Linked DNA regions of Homo sapiens: region 1 is linked to region 2. Evidence: read pairs that join two places in POLR2A ChIA-PET (ENCODE). Cell type or tissue: MCF 10A. All regions are shown on one strand. Each heading gives the region's core, and the rest is flanking DNA. Links, peaks and the distances in the headings are about the cores only. Region 1 overlaps CCDC57 (coiled-coil domain containing 57). Region 2 holds the start of SIRT7 (sirtuin 7).

What was found. Peaks named below come from ENCODE experiments on the same cell type or tissue, not always from the same donor. Only the 100,000 strongest peaks of a DNase experiment are listed, where the experiment ranks them.
Region 1: POLR2A ChIA-PET joins it to region 2 with 5 read pairs; 3 of 35 experiments call an interaction of 5 or more read pairs at or near these places.

The regions. Positions count from the first base shown.
Region 1 is chr17:82,131,629-82,136,008 of GRCh38, reverse strand. CCDC57 (coiled-coil domain containing 57) reads left to right here. Exons shown (of 19, transcript NM_001394669.1): 16 at 1,815-1,936. Among named protein-coding and RNA genes, the nearest start is that of FASN, 36 kb to the right of the region's middle. In MCF 10A, for the core only: no CTCF peak of the experiment used is centred there; DNase peaks (open chromatin) are centred at 1,718 and 2,228.
Region 2 is chr17:81,914,823-81,919,202 of GRCh38, reverse strand. It overlaps SIRT7 (sirtuin 7), which reads left to right and starts at 1,027. Exons shown (of 10, transcript NM_016538.3): 1 at 1,027-1,164; 2 at 1,236-1,373; 3 at 1,484-1,588; 4 at 3,522-3,592; 5 at 3,691-3,763. The coding sequence starts at 1,072. It overlaps MAFG (MAF bZIP transcription factor G), which reads left to right. Exons shown (of 3, transcript NM_002359.4): 3 at 1-933. RefSeq lists enhancers at 778-827, 946-1,842 and a silencer at 958-1,427. In MCF 10A, for the core only: no CTCF peak of the experiment used is centred there; DNase peaks (open chromatin) are centred at 1,012 and 2,402.

The sequences.
Region 1 (4,380 bases), core at 129-4,128, 220 kb before region 2:
ATCTGCACCAGCACTTGCTATTTTCTGTCGGGGTTTTTTTTAATTAAGAATACTTTTATTGCATATCTTTAAAAACTTTATTTTTTTTATATTTAAAAAAATTTCTTTTAAAAATAGAGGTGGGATCTCACTGTGTTGCCCACGCCAGTATCCAACACCTGACATCAAGGATCCCCCCCACCCGGCCTCCCAGTGTGCTGGGGTTACAGGTGTGAGCCACCGCACCCAGCTGTTTTCTATCCTGTTGATCCCAGCCAACCTAGTGGGTGTGAGGCGGGATCCCATAGTGGGCTTGATTTTACATTCTCCTGGTGACCAATGGTGTTGAGTGTCTTCAGGAGGTTTTTGCCCACACGTGCATCTTCTGACTTCATGGCTTTTAAATTCAGGTGTTTATAAACCAAGGGAAACACGTTCATTTCCAAGTGTCATCTTTGGGTTCTTTTATTGCGTAGAAGAAACTGATGCTTTACTTGAGGGCCCATCTCGGGATGTCCACAGGGCAGAGCTAATCCTGCGATGCTCCTCAGATGTTGATCATAAGCAATATGTTCATCATGGCTAACTTCAAGTTAATTGATAAAAAAGCTTTAAAATTTTTCTGTTTTGACCAGGCACATGGCTCACACCTGTATTCCCAGCACTTTGGGAGGCCAAGGCGGGCAGATCACCTGAGGTCGGGAATTCGAGACCAGCCTGACCAACATGGAGAAACCCCGTCTCTACTAAAAATACAAAATTAGCCGGGCGTGGTGGCGCATGCCTGTAATCCCAGCTACTTGGGAGGCTGAGGCAGGAGAATTGCTTGAACCCAGGAGGTGGATGTTCTGGGGGTGTCGAGATCGCGCCACTGCACTCCAGCCTGGGGGACAAGAGCGAAACTCCATCTCAAAAAAAAAAATGTCTGTTTCAATTTCCAATATGTGAAATGTCAACAGTTATAAACACCCTCCAAAAACCTTGTTGGAATCCTCAGTGAGTTTAACGAAACTGATTTGTAATCCTGGGAAATGTTATTTCAGTAATTATGTCTTCTGATGTGTCTGCTTAGAGAAGGAGCAGATCTTTACATAACATAACATGAATGGAATTGATGAAAGGATCTCGTTTGATGTGGGGTCATTTCTAAGTAAGCTAGCATGCCGAAGCTTTGAGTAGAACCATCATTTTTAAGTTGTTATACTTAAGCTTTTGCTTCTTTTGTTTGTTTGTTTGCTTGCTTTTTGAGATGGAGTTACCCAGGATGGAGTGCAGTGGCATGATCTCGGCTCGCTGCAACCTCTGCCTCCCGGGTTCAAGCAATTCTTCTGCCTCAGCCTCCCGAGTAGCTGGGATTACAGGTGCCCACCACCACGCCCAGCTAATTTTTGTATTTTTAGTAGAGACGGAGTTTCACCATGTTGGCCAGGCTGATCTCGAACTCCTGGCCTCAAGTGAGCAACCTGCCTCAGCCTCCCAAAGTGCTGGGATTACAGACGTGAGCCTCCGCACCTGGCAAGTTTTTGCTTCTTCTTTGTGCCTGCCACAGAAAGGGCGTCTGGGTGCTTCTGTTAGCGAATGTGCTTGCTGCCCCCGCTGTGAGGACAGCAAGGGCTGTGTGTGGCAGGGGCGTGGCATTGTGTGTGCAAGAGCTCTACCGAAATGCTGTGTGTCACAGTTCACTGTTGTCCGGCCCTCCCCAAGTTCTCGATGTAATGGAAGTTACTTTGGTTTTGAAAAGGAACATGCTGTTCTTTCTGAGTGTTTGCATTCAACACAAGAGGAATCCAGAAGTGATGCACAGAGAACAAACTCTGTCCCCATCCCATTCCCAGGGTGGCTGTTGCACCACGCCCTCCCTCCTGCCCCTGAGGCCCGGAAGCCAGGCGAGGAGCCCAGGAGGCCTTTGGATCGCAGCCCACCTTTGGGACAGGTGCAGCCCCATTTTACATCTCAGGTAACACCCCTTCATCTAAGACATGCATTTTTAAAAATATTTCCCTAATTGTGTCGTTTTCATTACAGAAACTTCAGATTACAATAAACACAATATAAAAAGCCTCCAATTTTCAGGATCCAGATATAGTTATTAGTAACATTTCAATGTGTTTTCTGCTGGGTTTTTGTTTTGTTTTGGTTTGGTTTTGGTTCTCATTTGTTTGTTTGTTTTTTGAGACAGTCTTGCTCTGTTGCCCAGGCTTGAGTGCAGTGGTGCAATCTCGGCTCACTACAACCTCCCCCTCCCGGTTCAAGCAATTCTCCTGAGTCAGCCTTCCGAGTTGCTGGGATTACAGGCATGCACCAACACGCCTGACTAATTTTTGTATTTTTAGTAGAGATGGGGTTTTACCATATTGGCCAGGCTGGTTTCAAACTCCTGACCTCAGGTGATCCACCCGCCTCTGCCTCCCAAAGTGCTGGGATTACAGGCATGAACCACCGCGCCCAGCCCCCATTTTTTTTTATTTTTTCATTACAAATTGTATCATGTATATGTTTTACTATAGCTTTACATATCTGGGTACTATTTTTTTAATCTGGTATGATAAGTGAAAAAAAAACCAAAAACTTCTATTTTTTTTTTTTTTTTTTTTTTTTGAGACAGGGCCTGGCTCTGTCACCCAGAACCCAAAAACTTCTTTTTTTTTTGTCCTTTGAGACAGGGCCTGGCTCTGTCACCCAGGCTGGAGTGCAGTGGTGCAATCACAGCTCACTGCAGCCTCGGCTTCCTAGGCTCAAGTGATCCTCCCACCTCAGCCTTCCAAGTAGCTGGGACCACAGGTGTGTACCACCATGCCTAATGGCTAATTTTTATATTTTTTGTTTAAATGGAGTTTTGCCATGTTGCCCAGGCTGGTCTTGAACTCCTGGGCTCAAGCGATCTGCCCACCATGGCCTCTCAAAGTACTGGGATTATGGGCATGAGTCAGTGCACCCAGCCACAACTTGTATCTTTAAAAAGATAGCAAGATGGCCAGGTGCGGTGGCTCACGCCTATAATCCCAGCACTTTGGGAGGCCGAGGCGGGTGGATCATGAGGTCAAAAGTTTGAGACCAGCCTGACCAACATGGTGAAACCCCGTCTCTACTAAAAATACAAAAATTAGCCGGGCATGGTGGCACTCGCCTGTAATCCCAGCTGCTGGGGAGGCTGAGGCAGGAGAATTGCTTGAACCCAGGAGGCAGAGGCTGCAGTGAGCCGAGATGGCACCACTACACTCCAGCCTGGGCGACAGAGCAAGACTCCGTCTCAAAAAAAAAAAAAAAAAAGCAAGGTTGTCTCTACAGAAAGATAAAAATAAAAATAAATTACCCATTTGTGGTAGTCCACACCTTGTAATCCCAGACTCAGGAGGTTGAGGTGAGAGGACTGCTTGAGCCCAGGAGTTCAAGACCCGCCAGAGCAACACAGCGAGACCCCGTCTCTACCAAAAAACAAAGAAGGAAGGAAATTTCTTATATCCTTAGTGGCATTAAATGCTTTAATCTATTTATTGGCCATTTATAGTTCTTCTTCTGTGGGTGATTTATGTGTGTTCCTTGCTAATTTTCCGTAACCTCAGAGCCAGTCCCGAATTCCCACTGCATCTGGCTCTTGTGTTTTCATCCTTTAACCCAGAACACTCCCTCCGCCTTTCCGTGTCTTTTTGAAAAGTCAGGCAGTGTTTTGTAGACTGTGGATCTGTCTCATGTTGCAGCCTTGAGAAGTTCAGCTTCTGCATTGATTTTGGGGTTTTCTACACAGTTCCAATGAGTTGTCTGTTCCTGAAATGGTACTATACCGCTTTAAATACTGTGGCTTTGTGACCTATTTTAATATCTGTTAGAGCAAGCTTGACCTTATTTCTGTTCCTTTACAAAATTTTCTTGGCTATCCTTTCTTATTTATTCTTTTTTTTTTTTTTTTTTTTGAGACAGAGTCTCGCTCTGTCACCCAAGGCTGGAGTGCAGTGGCGTAATTTGGGCTCACTGCAACCTCCGCCTCCCGAGTTCACGCCATTCTCCTGCCTCAGCCTCCCAAGTAGCTAGGATTACAGGCGCCCGCCAGCATGCCTGGCCTTATTTTTTGTATTTTTTGTAGAGATAGGGTTTCGCCATGTTGCCCAGGCTGGCCTTGGATTCCTGAACTCAAGTGATCCTCCTGCCTCAGCCTCCCAAAGTGCTGGGATTACAGGCATAAGAAATAACTCTTAAAACTGAGAAAAGAAAACTCTATGGAGCCAAGACTGCTTTGTGTTTCCTTTTTTATTTCTTTTTAAAATGTATTTATTTATATTTGAGACAGGGTCTTGCTCTGTCGCCCAGGCTGGAGTGCAGTGGCACAGTCTCGGCTTATTGCAACGTCTGTCTCCCAGGCTCAAGTGATCTTTCCACCTCAGCCTCCCAAGTAGCTGGGACTAC
Region 2 (4,380 bases), core at 104-4,103:
GATCTTGTGAGTTACTTTTTTAGGCTGTGGTTTGGTGAAAGGAACCAACACATTAACGATTTTTCCCCCAGAAGCCACTGAATAATTCTTTTTGGTGTATTTTTGCCTTCCTGTTGGCTGTCTGGCCTTGGAGCAGGTCGGGAGAGTAGAGTACATAATCAGTGCCACACAGAGGCAGGGCGTGTCTGAGAGACTAATGCCTGTCCTGCCTCTGGCCTGTGTCCTGGGTGTGTACCATACCTGCTGGGCCAGTCCCACACATTTCCACCCTGCCCCTGGAGCAGCAGCTTTGATACCATGGGTGTCCCTTGAGTCTGAGCTAGAGTGTGTCCCCGATAAACTGTGAGACCTCCCTGTTCTTGGTGACCCCAGTTGGGCTTTGGCCCCTCCAGCAACCTTGTGTCCCAGCCCTGCCCTTCTTCCCACCCCCTCAATCTGCTAGTCCCTGAAGCCTTTAACCAAACGGGAGTGGGCACAGAAAGCCTTCTCCTGGCAACAGGACAAGGGCTGCCCGCGTGTCCAGCCCTGTTGCTCTCCTGGCGCTGAGAGGTGGGTCCAAGCAGAGTTGATCAGTCCCTGCCTGCCCTGCCTAGGTCTAGCCAGGGGAGGTTGTGTGTGTGGGAGAAGACCCCGGGATCTGCTGGGGTGGGATGGAGGTTATTAAAGATCTAAGTGAGGAGGGGCTGGGGTTTGGATGCGGGGTGAGGCCCGAGCGCTCACACTTCGTGTAGGGCGGGCAGGGGCCTGACCTCTTGCAGGGCAGTGGCCTTGGTGCCCTACCCCTGCCCTGCGCAGTATTTATTGCTAAATTATTGTCCAGGAGGGGCAGCACTGGGCCTGGCCCCCCGGGTATTTATTGCTGTACATAGTGTATGTTTGTGATATATAAGGTTTTCTTTATTTTGTATATGATCAATAAACCTTTTAAAGAGACTGGCAGGTGCTTCTTTGGGGCGACGCGGCGGGCGGAGCCGGAAGGGGTGGGTGGGGGCGGGGCCCATCTTGCGCATGCGCCCTGAGCGCGGCCTGCCGTGTGAGGCGGAAGCGGAAGAGCAGGTCTCCAGGGGAGCGATGGCAGCCGGGGGTCTGAGCCGCTCCGAGCGCAAAGCGGCGGAGCGGGTCCGGAGGTTGCGGGAGGAGCAGCAGAGGGAGCGCCTCCGCCAGGTACGCCGCCGCCGCTCCCCGGCCCGGCCATGCCCGGCCCGCGCCGCCGCTCACCGTCCGCCTGCCCGCAGGTGTCGCGCATCCTGAGGAAGGCGGCGGCGGAGCGCAGCGCCGAGGAGGGCCGGCTGCTGGCCGAGAGCGCGGACCTGGTAACGGAGCTGCAGGGCCGGAGCCGGCGGCGCGAGGGCCTGAAGCGGCGGCAGGAGGAGGCGAGTTCCGCGTGCGGCGCGCGGGCGCCCCCGGTTTCGGGAGCAGCTGGGGCGACGGGCGGTCCCGGGTGGGGCGGCCCGGGGCGGTGACCACCCTGGCGTCTTGGCAGGTGTGCGACGACCCGGAGGAGCTGCGGGGGAAGGTCCGGGAGCTGGCCAGCGCCGTCCGGAACGCCAAATACTTGGTCGTCTACACAGGCGCGGGAATCAGCACGGTAGGGAGGGAGGCGGAGGCGTACCCCAGGACGGAGTATGAGCTCCAGTAATCGCGAAAAACTCGCCTTTAAAGCAGCTCTAAGGTTTTTTCTCTTAAAGAAACGAAATGACCAAAACTTACCTAAGGTAAACGCTTTTTAAACGCTTGGCCTCTGTGTTACAGCCAGTTAAAAAAAACAAGGAGTAGAGATACGAATGGGGTGTAGTAGCCGACTGCTCGCAGGCACCCCCAGGTTATGTGGACAGAGCTAAGCCCAAAGTTGTGATTTTCCACTCTGTTCTGTCCATGTCGAGGGAAGATAAGTAGAAAGTGACACAGTAAGAGCCAGAATACACCAGGTGAAGGAGAGAATTGCATTGTGTTTTGAGAAGTTTCACTGACAAGTTATCCTGGGCTGTGGGACATCACTAGCTTTGAAAGTGTAGCTGGCACCTCGTCCATCTAATTTGATGGGTGTGTGTGGGGTGTTGGGCACGCGTCGGCCTAGCAGATCTGAACCCAGGTGATTTCTGTTCTCAGGAAGCTTTTAGGTGACAAGGATCAGGCATGTGAACAAATAACCATACTGTAAAGCTGGCTGTGCTGGGTCGCTAGAGCAAACTCAGACACACACTCTGCGCTCTTGGAGTTGGGAAACCCACCTGCGTTGGCTTTTTGTGGGAGGTGGCCTTGATTGGGCCTTGAAGGATGGGTGAGATTTACAGAAGGTTGGAATGAGGCACTCCAAGCAAAGAACAGCAGAGGCTCAGCAGCAAGAATGCAAAAAGGGAGTTCACTACTGACTCAAATACCCGGAGCCCTGGGGTTTAGTCTCCTCCCTCCACAAGTCACATGTAAAAGTCCAGTCATGCTGGGCGCGGTGGCTCATGCCTATAATCCTAGCACTTTGGGAGGCCGAGGTGGGCGGATCATGAGGTCAGTAGTTCAAGAACAACCTGGCCAACACGGTGAAACCCTGTCTCTACTAAAAATACAAAAATTAGTCGGGCATGGTGGCGGGCACCTGCAATCCCAGCTACTCGAGAGGCTGAGGCAGGAGAATCACTTGAAACTGGAAGGCGGAGGTTGCAGTGAGCCGAGATCATGCCACTGCATTCCAGCCTGGGCGAAAGAGCTAAACTCCGTCTCTCAAAAAAAAAAAAAAAAAAAAAAGTCCAGTCATGTAATTATGTAACAGTCACGTGACCTGTTATGGAACTTCCAATGGCAACTAAAAGCACATGCAGCTAGTGGATTTCATCGGAGTGTTTGAGGTTCCCGTCTTGAATGTGACTGTCGGAACTACTGTCCGGGGGGGTGGTGCATTTTTCTGAGTTTAAGCAGGAGTCGGGAGTCCCCAAAAGGGAACACAAGACACCTTGATCCTGGCATATCTTGTGTGCCCTCTGTGGGCCTCAGTTTGTTTCACAGGATTGAAAACCTGGGAAGTTAGATGCTCATCTCATCTGAAGAAGTTGTTCTGCCTTTGTTAAGGTGGAGCGGGAATAGTCAGCACTGGGACATGAGAATGGACAGTCGCCTGGACCCACCTAGGGATTCACCATTTGCTAAATGTGTGAGCTGTGGGCTCGGCCCTGGGGGCACTTTAGGAACATGACTAGTCTTCCCCTGCAGTGTGGAGGACACATGTGCCACAGAGCCCAGCTTTGTGCTCGGTGCCAGAGAGGCTTCCGGAGGCAGGCAGGGCTGCGTGCAGCCTGGAAGGATGAGCCAGGCCAGGCGGGAAACGGAAGTCCAGGTAGAAGGGAGGAGCCGAATTGGGGTACACTCCATATGGGCTCAGGCAGGTCAGCCTGTGGAATGAATAGAGGCCAACATGCAGGCCAGCCCGGAATGCGGCAGGAGTGACAGTGGCTTTCCGTTTCTGGGAATTCTGCCAGTACCTACAGTGGTGCCTTTTGACTTGGCTTACCTTTTTTCTCGACATGCAGGCAGCGTCTATCCCAGACTACCGGGGCCCTAATGGAGTGTGGACACTGCTTCAGAAAGGGAGAAGCGTTAGGTAAGCGGGCCAGGCATGGCCTCCCACATAGGCTGGGCAGCGGCAGCACGGGCCTGAGCTCCAGCTCTCCTCACCTTGCCTTCCTTTCTGCCTGGCAGTGCTGCCGACCTGAGCGAGGCCGAGCCAACCCTCACCCACATGAGCATCACCCGTCTGCATGAGCAGAAGCTGGTAAGAGCCCTGGGTGGCTGGTACACTTGCCAGGGACCAGGCAGAGCACCTTGGTGCCCAGTGGGCAACTAACTGCACCCGCCCTCTGTCTGCCAGTTGACTCCCATGATGAGCACCCACCAAGCGGGTTAGGCCGCGGGTTTGATCCTCCTGTGCTTGACTCTCCAGGACAGAAGGGGAGCTCCCCCTCTGAACCATCCCATCCGCAGCCAGCCTCAGCCTCAGAGCTGCTGGTGGCCTTTCCCCTTTGTGATTCCCTTGCATTTTTCTGTGGACCTCAGAAGCCATCCTAGTCACAGGGGAGGCTTATAGGACATCTCTGGGGACCTTCTGCTGAACACCCTCAACCAATGGGGTGTAGTGGTTGATCTGCCTAGGTCCCCAGGGACCTGAAATGTCATGACCCAAGAGAGCATGGATCTGGGGCAGAGTGGCCCTTGCCAAACCCCGAGCCACTTCCCAACCTTGCCGGGACGGTGCAACCTCTTGCCCTCCCAGCCACTCCAGGTGCATCAGGGCTGGAGGAAGGACAGCCCCTCCCCACCACAGGCCCTCTTGACTCCTGGTGGTTGGACCTGTTGTGTGTTTTACTTTCTAAGGCTCTCTGGGGGGACGGA